2 separate regions of the Homo sapiens genome follow, and region 1 is linked to region 2. Evidence: chromatin loops called from intact Hi-C (ENCODE). Cell type or tissue: Caco-2. All regions are shown on one strand. Links, peaks and the distances in the headings refer to the core of each region. The heading gives the core; the rest is flanking DNA.

Region 1 (5,380 bases), core at 315-5,314, 62 kb after region 2:
ACCCTGGCCTCCCAAAATGTTGAGATTACAGGCGTGAACTGCCATGCCTGGCCTCCCTAGGCTCTTATTCTGCACTCACCTTCAGATGATAATTTAGTTCCCGGGGATCTTGCTAGCAGAAAGAGGTGTCCCACCTACAGATGCACAGGTTCCTCTCACTGATAACACTTACTTCCCTTCACGAGTGATGAGGCTTGGACTGTGTGACAATGTGGGGTAGAGGAAAGAGTTGGATTTTAGAGTCAGATTGGCTTTTCCATGCATTAGCCCGCAAGTTCCTCAACCTCTCTAAGCTTCCATTTCCTTCCTCACTGGTAAGATGGGGTTTAAAAAGACTGACCTGAGGGAGCTAATGCAAGTGGTGGCAGGTGCCTGTAGTCCCAGCTACTTGGGAGGCTGAGACAGGAGAATCAGTTGAACCTGGGAGGCGGAGGTTGCAGTGAGCCGAGATTGTGCCACTGCACTCCAGCCTCGTGACAGAGCGAGACTATGTCTCAAAAAAAAAAAAAAAAACAAAAAAACCAAAACAACCCCCAAAAGAAAGGCCTATTCCAGTACCTGGTATACAGTAGGGGCTCAACAACTGGTTAGATATTTTAAAACGCATTGACATTCTAATCTGGCAATCATTCTTTTCTGAGTTGGTCTCTCAGCTATTGAGTAGCAACGGAGAGAAGATGAGAATTTCATCAGGCTCCAGAGAGCTAGGCTCAAGATGCTGACCCTTGGGAGTGCCCTCAGAGAAGCCAGCAGGTGGGGCTAGCCTTGGCTTTGCAGAAGTGCAGGCCTGGCAGGTCGTGGTGGTGAGGGTCCCTGGGGCTGGCATGGTTATCTGGAGGGGGAGGAGGTGGTCTGAGGTGGGTGGTGAAGGCAGAAGAGTATTGGAGAAGGGTAACTGAGGGCCAGACAGCCTATGAGTCCCCAGTTCTGAGAAGACCCCAGGAAGCCAACCAAGCTGAAGGCAGGATGCCTGGTACTCAGGAACGGCAGGAAAGCCACAGGCTGGACTAGACTAGCTCCCTCCCCACCAACCACCTGCTTTGTAAAAACAGATCCCTGGGCCCAACCTTGAAAATTCGGATTGAGTAGATCTGAGTTGAGACCCATTAAATGGTATTTTTAAAACATTCTTGTCCGGGCATGGTGGCTCACGCCTGTAATTCCAGCACTTTGGGAGGCCAAGGTGGGTGGATCACTTGAGGTCAGGAATTCGAGACCAGTCTGGCCAACATGGTGAAACCTCATCTCTACTAAAAATACAAAAATTAGCTGAGCGTGGTGGTGTACACCTGTAATCTCAGCTACATGGGAGACTGAGGCAGGAGAATCGGTTGAACCCAGGAGGTGGAGGTTGCAGTGGGCCTAGATTGCACCACTGCACTCCAGCCTGGGAGACGAGTGAGACTCTATCTCAAAAAACAAAAACAAAAACATTATTAGCTGGGTGTGGTGTCTCATGCCTGTAATCCCAGCACTTTAGGAGGCCAAAGTGGAAGGACTGCTTGAGCTCAGGAGGTCAAGGCTGTAGTGAGCCAATGATCACCCCACTGCACTCCAGCCTGGGTGACAGAGCAAGACCCTGTCTCAAAAACAAAAGCAAAGCATTCTCCACAGCAGAATAGTGTGTACAGCATGCCATGATTTTACATATCTCTATATATGTATGTATATATATAGACTTAAAAATACCTCTAAAAGGGTACACAAAAAACTCTAGTAATTGTCTATGAGGAGAATGGAGGGTCAGGTAGGAAAGGAAACCTAGTTTTCTTTTTTTTTTTTTTTGAGACGGAGTCTCACTCTGTTGCCCAGGCTGGAGTGCAGTGGCGCGATCTCAGCTCACTGCAAGCTCCGCCTCCCGGGTTCACGCCATTCTCCCATTCTCCTGCCTCAGCCTCCTGAGTAGCTGGGACTACAGGCGCCCGCCACGACTCCCGGCTAATTTTTTGTATTTTTAGTAGAGACGGGGTTTCACCGTGTTAGGATGGTCTCGATCTCCTGACCTTGTGATCCACCCGCCTCGGCATCCCAAAGTACTGGGATTACAAGCCCACCGCGCCCAGCCTCTAGTTTTCATTTATACTCATATGTGGGGTTGTAATTTTCTTTATTATGTGTGTTTATTCACATAATTACATTCATACAATTTTTAAAATTAAGGTGGAATTCACATAACATAAAATTAACCATTTTAAAGTGAACAATTTAATTAATTTAATGACATTTAGTACCTTCACAGTATCGTGCAACCTCTATCCAATTCTAAAGCATTTCCATGATTCCAATGCAAACCCCTTATCAAGCAGTTTCTCCCCATTACTCTCTCTCCCCAGCTCCAGCAAACAACCAATCTCCATTCTATTTCTGTGAATTTGTCTATTCTGGATATTTCATATAAATGAAATCATATAGTACATAATCTTTTGTGTCTGGCTGCTTTCACTTAGCATAAAGTTTTTGAGGTTTATCCACGATCTAGCATGTATCAGTACTTCATTCCTTTTTATGGCTGAATAATATTCTGCTATATATGCCACAATTTGTTAAGCCACTCGTCTGTTGATGGACATTTGGACTGTTTCCACCTTTTGGCTATTGTGGATGCTGCTGTAATAAACATTCCTGGAGAGGTACTGGGTTGGGTATTAGTTTTCAGTTCTTTTGAGTGTATACCTAGCAGTGTAATTGCTGGATCATATAGTAATTCTATGTTTAATTTCTGAGGAATCACCATGCTGTTTTCCACTGCACCTGAAACATTTTATATTCCAATTAATACAATCTTAAAGGTTCCAAAGGTGTTGGGTAAAAAGAGGAAAAAAATAAACTATTAAACTTCTGTTTCCAAAATTGGAAAACTTTAATCATTTCCCTAACATCTAAGCAGGCACTTGGGCACACTTCCTGGCTGGATCCTGCTTGCTACACTAGCACAAAGAGAAGGGGCTGGCTGCTCACCCTCCTCCTGCCCCCTCTCACTTGCCCTCCACATACGTAGTCACTTGTAACTTATTGTTACTGACTTTGAATGGAAGCTTTCAGCTGCTCCATCCTTCCTCTGTTGGTTGAAGGGCTGTCAATGGGATGGGAATTACAACCGTAGCTGCTGTTATCTGTGTCGTATGGCTGGCTGTGTATTACTGGCTGCACTTGCCAGGGAATTAATCCCCTAAGTGTGGATGGCAAATGATGAAAACCTGGCACATAAATAAGGAGACAGGCAGCGCTCCACTGACATGCCTTGGGAAGTGATCAGCTTGTCCCTGTGCACCATACTCAATGTCTCCAAGCTCAAGGGCCATTCATCCGCAGGGAAACAGCCAGACTTTCATTCATTCATTCAATGAACATTTATGGAATAGAGCACCTATTCTGTGCAGCACCGTTCTAGACATTTTTATGAGTTGTATTGTGTAAGACTTACAATAGAAAGATATTATTGTCCTCAGTTCAAAATGAGGAAGTGGAGATTCAGAGAAATTAATAAATTTTCCCATCATCACACAGCTAGTATGTAGTGGAACCAGGACTTGGACTGAATTCCCTAGGGCCTCCCTCTCTGTCTCACTTCCTTCTACACTTATTTACAGCAAGCTGTATGTGCCAGGCACCCATGGTAGGCACTGAGGATATCATAGTGAACCAGACAGACTGGTGTAAACTGTTCCCTGTTGCTTTTCCATTGTGTCCTATGACTCCTGGGCATCATCTCAAACCTACTCGATTTCTTCTCAAATGTTCCTTCTTACATAATGACCAATGCAGCACAGTCCAAAGAGCTGTGAGGTTGAAGATGAATTAAATTCAGGCCCTGGGTTCATGCCTCTTTGAATATAGACCTAAAATCTCATGGTTCCAAGATGTGATTAGCAAATTTCATCATGCCCCTCTTGCTCCAAAACCTCCCATGGCCCAGGGCCTACAAACATTTCTGTGACATGAAAAATGGTAAAGACTCAAGTGGGGCTCTCCATGGGAGCTGAACCATGCACAAAGGTTGAGGAGAGCATTTTAAAAAGTGCTTTTCTGTGCATAATGCGAAATTCATGGATAGAGAGGCATCAGCTAGGCGTCAGACCATGGAGGGAGGCATTTCTCCAAACTGAGAAACAAGGCAAGGCTTCAAGACTGAAAGACCATGACTAAGAAAAAAAAAGTCTGAAAGACCAGCTGTCCCTAGAAGATGCTGTCAAGACCCACACACATCCAGTTCATTTGTGTACGGCACCCAGGCCCTCCGTTTATCATCTTTGGTTCAGGTTTTGCATATTCGGGTAAGTTTGTGCTTAGGTTATGCAAGTAAACATATGCTGAGAGGTAGCAATGTTTATTTCAGTGGAAGCATTTATTTTAATAGCTTTATAAATCACACCAGGATTGCATTTATAGCATCATTAAGGAACTGAAGGGGTCACTTAAATGCTTAAGTTAGACTTTGCTGCTGCACTTTATGGGAGACATTATATGCTGTCAAAGGCAGAAGGATAAGAAGCTAGGTCCCACCTTCCTGTTCCCCCTACACTCCATATCCCCAAATACCTAGATTTTAAAATGAAGAGTTATAGACAGTGAACAGAAAGACTTTAGTAGTGTCCTTGTATCATTGCCAGTCTCCTCTTGAGGACTAAAAACTTCAGGATTTGGAGTCTAGAGACCCACAATCTGGGCTTTATACACCATCTATATAGGGCAGGGGTCCCCAACCCCTGAGGGACCAGTACCAGTCCATGGCTTGTTAGGAACCAGGCTGCAGAGCAGGAGCTGAGTGGAGGGCAGGCGAGCATGACCACCTGAGCTCTGCCTCCTGTCAGAGCAGCGGCGTCATTAGAGTCTCGTAGGAGCGGAAACCCTACTGTGAACTGCACATGGGAGGGATCTAGTTTGCGTGCTCCTTATGAGAATCTAACTAATGTCTGATGATCTGAAGTGGAACAGTTTCAGCCCAAAACCATTTCCCCCCTGCCCCTTGTCCATGAAAAAATTGTCTTCCACAAAACTGGTCCCTGGTGTCAAACAGGTTGGGGACTGCTGGTGTAAGGGACTTTGGAAAAAATCACTTGAACTTCCTGGGCCCATTTCCTCGATTGTAAAAAACAAAATGAAACAAAACAAAACAAAACAAAGCAAAATGGGAACTATAACAACCACAAGGCTGTGGCTTTGTAAACAATGTAACAAGACCCCATCTCCACACACACAAAATTAACAATTAGCCAGGTGTGGTGATGCATGCCTGTTACGGCTTTTGTAATTCCCCAACCTCACTCCAGAGACTGCTGCTGGGTTTAGGGCTGAGATGAACAGGGGCCTCTGAAGGGAAGTGTATTTGTTTCCTGTGGCCGCCATAACAAATGACCACATACTGGAAGGCTTGACATAA
Region 2 (5,380 bases), core at 248-5,247:
CATGGATGTACTTTTATACCCAAGGCCATTTGATCTCGGACCTCCTTTGGTGTGCAGGAAGCTATTGACATGTCCCAGACCACTCAAAACCCAAAGAAGGAAGCATCAGATGTCTAACCAGAAAAGTCTAACGAGAACCCCCAAGTGCAAACTCCCTTTAGTTGTAATGGGCAAAACACATGAGACATTCCTGTAGATAGTCCTCCTGGAAGATGTGCCATATGATGAAGAAAGCAGTGGCTTCTCTGTAATAATGCAGAAGTGATTAACATTGATCCCTGAGCAAACAGTTATCTCTTATGCCCCAATAAGCTCATTTCTAGGATAACCAAACACTCCTAATGCAGTTGTTCTCCACTGAGGTGAGTGCACTGAGGTTGAGAAAGTGTCCTTGGTACTGACACATGCCACCACTGCTTCTGATTGACAATCACTCTGTTCTAACCAGTCTGAGTCTGTGTGATCACTTTTTTTTTTTGCTTTGAGACAGAGTTTCACTCTTGTTGCCCAGGCTGGAGTGCAATGGCGCATGTGTGATCACTTCTATGGTAACTATAGCTCCTCCTTCAGAACTATGTCTTGGCTCTGAATCCCTGGGGATTATGTTACAACTAAAGGGAGAAGGAGGAACCCTGAGGATTATAAATGTTGCCAAGGGCAGTGGTGGTTCCTAAATCTATCTATGCATCAGAATCACTTAGACATTTTTTAATGTTCATGTTCCTGGGCTTGATTACACTCCTGCTGTGTTAGTCCATTTGTATAGCTATAAAGGAGTATCTGAGGCTGGATAATTTATAAAGAAAAGAGGTTTCATTGATTCATGGTTCTGCAGGCTTTACAGGAAGCACACTGCCAGAATCTGCTTCTGGTGAGGGCCTCAGGAAACTTCCAATTATGATGGAAGAAAAAGGGGAAGCAGGTGCATCGCATGGCGAAAGCAGGAGCAAGAAAGAGAGAGGGAAGAGGTGTCACACTCTTTTAAACAACCAGCTCTCACATGAACTCAGCGAGAACTCACTTATCACCAAGGGGATGATACTTCATTTATGAGGGATCTGCCTCCATGATCCAATCACCTCCCACTAGGCCCTGTGAACATTGGGAATCACGTTTCAACATGAGACTAGGAGGGGACAAACATCCAAAACATATCAGCTACTGGATTATACTCTTTGGGAATGGAATCCAGCTCTTTGCGTTCTTCACATGCCCACCAGATGATTCTAATGCAGCTGTCCTAGCACCAGCCTGTGCCTCTAAGACAACTTTAGAGAGGCATTGGTTCACAGATGTGGAGGATTCTCTGGAACCTCCCACATTCATTCTGGAATCAGCAACTTCATGCCCCACACTCAATCCCTATCATGCCATCAGAGCCTTTTGTCCTACTGGAGTTTCTGATGTCACAGACAGTGGCTTAACACTATAGTCTGGTGTCAAAACTGACCTGAGCATAAATCTTTCCTCTGCCACTTGCAAACTGAGTGGTCTTAAGTAAGTTGTGACCCCTCCTCAAACTTCAGCTTCTCATCTGTGAAACAGTGATAGTAACACCTACCTCCCAGAGTTGCTGTGACAACTCCTTGAGATAGCATGTGTAAAGATTTGCAACTCGAGATTTGTGTACATGATTGTTATATGGTAAATCCTGGCTCATTTTCTTGCCTTCCAGAAGTAGGGTCAGTTCAGTACTCGTAGGAACTCTTTTTTTTTTTTTTTTTTTTGAGACGGAGTCTTACTCTGTTGCCCAGGCTGGAGTGCAGTGGCGCGATCTCGGCTCACTGCAAGCTCTACCTCCCAGGTTCACATCATTCTCCTGCCTCAGCCTCCCAAGTAGCTGGGACTACAGGTGCCCGCCACCACACCCAGCTAATTTTTTTGTATTTTTTTTAGTAGAGACGGGGTTTCACCGTGTTAGCCAGGATGGTCTTGATCTCCTGACCTCATGATCCACCCGCCTTGGCCTCCCAAAGTGCTGGGATTACTGGTGTGAGCCACAGCACCCAGCCAGGAACTCTTAATTGGGACTTTTCCTCCAGGTGTCCTAATACCAGAGTACCTATGTCAGCCCACAACCCAATTTAGAGAAGAAAGACCCCAATTTAAGAATGTATGGCCCGGCACCATGGCTCATGCCTGTAACGCCAGCAGTTTGGGGGACTGAGGCAGGCAGATCACTTGAGGTCAGGAGTTTGAGACCAGCCTGGCCAACATGGTGAAACCACGTCTCTACCAAAAAAAAAAAAAAAATACAAAAATTAGCCGGGCATGGTGGTGCACACCTGTAATCCCAGCTACTCAGGAGGCTGAGGCAGGAGAATCACTTGAACCTGGGAAGCAGAGATTGTAGTGAGCCAAGATGGCATCACTACACTCCAGCCTGGGTGACAGAGTGAGATCCTCTCTCTCTCTCTCTCTCTCACTCTCTCTCTCATTCTCTCTCTCTCTTTCTATATATATGTATATATATGTATATACATACACACACACACACACACACACAGACACACACACACACTTTGGCTTTATGTTAAAATTTGAGAATCTGCTCCATTTGCTAATGTAAGTATGCTTCAGTTTAGTTCTCTTAAATAAAGCAAAAGCTACTCCCCATGGCAACAGTTATGGGACTCCTCCCATAGTCCACGCCTGTCTTGGGGAGAAGAGAGAGAATTATTTAAGTGACATGTTCTCAAAATAAGGCCAAAGAACAAGCTCCCCAAAATGTGCCCTAATTCCCTTGATAATTTGTGAAAAGCTGAGGCAGCTACATAAGCATTTTCCTAAGACATGGAAAATAAAGCCAGGGAGAATGCAACTATAAAAGACATTAATTTCAACCCAGAAGGGGCTCATTAAAAAACTTTAAAAAGTTATACTGTTTTCAAAACATAAGCTTTATGTCAGAACCAGCCTCAATAGATAACAATGAAGCCTTTCCCAAAAAGTGGTGATACAGGTTTAGAAAATGTATTTACCTGAGCAGGCTTGTCTAACCTGATTTGTTTTGGAATCAGATGCCTTCAGGTACCTTCTGGTATGCCAAGCCTATGGACTCTGGCCTGAGTACTTGAAGCTATGGCAAGAAGGGCAAGAAAGGAAGGGAAATCTTGATCAGAACCATGGGCAGAGGCCAGGTTCTGGAATTAAGAGTTAAGGAAGTCCTGGAGGAGGAGCTGTCCATACACGTGGTGCTGATGACCCCAGCAGGTTGCCACTGTGAGGCTACAGGGAGCAACAGTGCATCAAGCAATCTTGGAGTCCTGGGAGAGTCTTACCTTGTGAATTTATGTACTTCAAATGGGGTTTAGGGTATTCATAGATCAGGATGGAATGCACTCGAATCAGGTAAGGCCATCAAAGCCTGCTGTCCTTGCTCTGCCCAGACGTAGAATATGACTCACAAACACCACAAGGAATTGCAGATATCACATCCCAAGAATCTCACAGAGGGAATGAGGTATAAAATTGGCATTTTCTGAGCACCCAGCTGCCTGTGTTAGACTCTTTACTTCCAATAATTCATTTTAATTTTAAGATACAGGTTCTTCTTCTTCTTTTTCTTCTTCTTTTTTTTTTTTTGACAGGTTCTCACTCTGCCACTCAGGCTGGAGCGCATAGCTCACTGTGGCCTTGAACTTCTGGTCTCAAGCGATCCTCCCACCTCAGCCTCTCAAAGTGCTGAGATTACAGGCATGAGCCACCAAACCCAGTCCACTATCCTCAATTTTATTTATTTATTTATTTATTTATTTATTTATTTATTTATTTATTTATTTTGAGATGAGTCTTGCTTTGTCACCCAGGCTGGAGTGCAGTGGTGCAATCCCGGCTCACTGAAACCTCCACCTCCTGGGTTCAAGTGATTCTCCTGCCTTAGCCTACTGAGCAGCTGGGATTACAGCCACCCGTCACCATGCCCAACTAATTTTTGTATTTTTAGTAGAGACTTGGTTTCACCATGTTGGCCGGGTTGGTCTGGAACTCCTGATCTCAAGTGATCTGCCTGCCTCAGCCTCCCAAAGTGCTGGAATTACAGGAATGAGCCACTGTGCCCAGCCACTATTCTCATCTTAAACTGGGAAACTGGCCAGGTGCAGTGGCTCACACCTGTAATCCCAGCACTTTAGGCAGCTGAAGCGGGAGAACTGCTTGAATCCAGGAGTTTGAGATCAGCCAAACAACATGGTGAGACTCCCATCTCTACAAAATTTTTAAAAATTAGCCAGGTATGGTGGTGTGCACCTGTAGTCCCAGCTACTCAGGAGGCTGAGGCAGGATGATCACTTGAGCCCAGGAGGTTGAGGCTGCAGTGAGCCATGTTTGCACCACTGCACTCCAGCCTGGGTGACAGAGCAAGACCTTATCTCAAATAAATAAATAAATAAATAAATAATTAGGGGAAACAAAACTCAGAAAAGTTAAGCAAATTTATCCAGTGTTCCACAACTAGTAAGTGGTCATCATCCTCCTTAAACTGCAACCTCTGTATATGAAATATGTCTAACTTACAAGCTTTTTCCTTTTACCATGTGCAATTTTCCTAGGGCTGAAGCCAAGACCTTGGTAGAACCATGTCTATTTGTTGGAAAGGAGGGTGGCCCTAGGAAATCGACTCAGGAAGGAGGTATTTAGGCCAGAATCTGGAGGCACAACATTAACTTCATGGCCTTTGCTCTGCCTGAGAGGGGCATCAGTGAAAATCATGCTTACCTTCTTCCTCAACCAGGAACCCATCATTTGTAGTTACTAACAAGGTGAAGCTAACTCTGCCAATAAATGGAGGTGACTTCAATTCTGATATTTTCCCCAATAGGGAGCACAGGCAGCACTGAATATGTCCCAAATGAACTCATTTCTTACCTCACTCTAGTTTTCCTTTTGTCCTATCTGTCTCAGCTATTTCACTGACCCAAGCTGTAAATCAGACATCCATAACTGACCCTTTCCGCATTCTTGTTCTTCTAGCCTTGCCAAGCTCTCCTCGTCGGTGTTACCTCCATATATCTTTGCAATTCTTCCACTTTTCTCATTTCTACTGCCACTTCCCTGGTGGAGGTGACCATCATCTCCTGCCTAGACTATTGCAGTAGACTCCTCGCTGGTCCCCTTGCCTCCAATTTTGTCGTCTGCAAGTCTTTCAAAGTGATCCCAAATGCAAAGCTGACCATGTTATTTCCCCACATTTAACGTACTGAGCATAGTACAGTGGTTAAGAGCGAGAGCTCCAAAGACAAACTACCTGGTTTTTTATCCCAGCTCTGTCATTACTGTGCATCCCTGCACAAGTCACTTAACTTAGACTTCATAACTGTAGAATGGGAATGATAGTAATGATACCTTCTTCAAAGAGTTGTTCTTGAGGATTACATAGTAC

Evidence for each region. A loop is a pair of places that touch in the nucleus more often than their neighbours do. Peaks named below come from ENCODE experiments on the same cell type or tissue, not always from the same donor. Only the 100,000 strongest peaks of a DNase experiment are listed, where the experiment ranks them.
Region 1: a loop joins it to region 2, with 4 times the contacts of the local background. A loop is called at or near these places in 6 of 110 quality-filtered maps.

What each region holds. Positions count from the first base shown.
Region 1 is chr17:27,944,868-27,950,247 of GRCh38, reverse strand. The region is part of intron 2 of LINC01992 (long intergenic non-protein coding RNA 1992); the gene reads left to right. Among named protein-coding and RNA genes, the nearest start is that of LINC01992, 44 kb to the left of the region's middle. RefSeq lists enhancers at 4,862-4,921, 4,972-5,031. In Caco-2, for the core only: no CTCF peak of the experiment used is centred there; no DNase peak of the experiment used is centred there.
Region 2 is chr17:28,006,497-28,011,876 of GRCh38, reverse strand. No RefSeq gene overlaps it. Among named protein-coding and RNA genes, the nearest start is that of LINC01992, 17 kb to the right of the region's middle. In Caco-2, for the core only: no CTCF peak of the experiment used is centred there; a DNase peak (open chromatin) is centred at 3,156.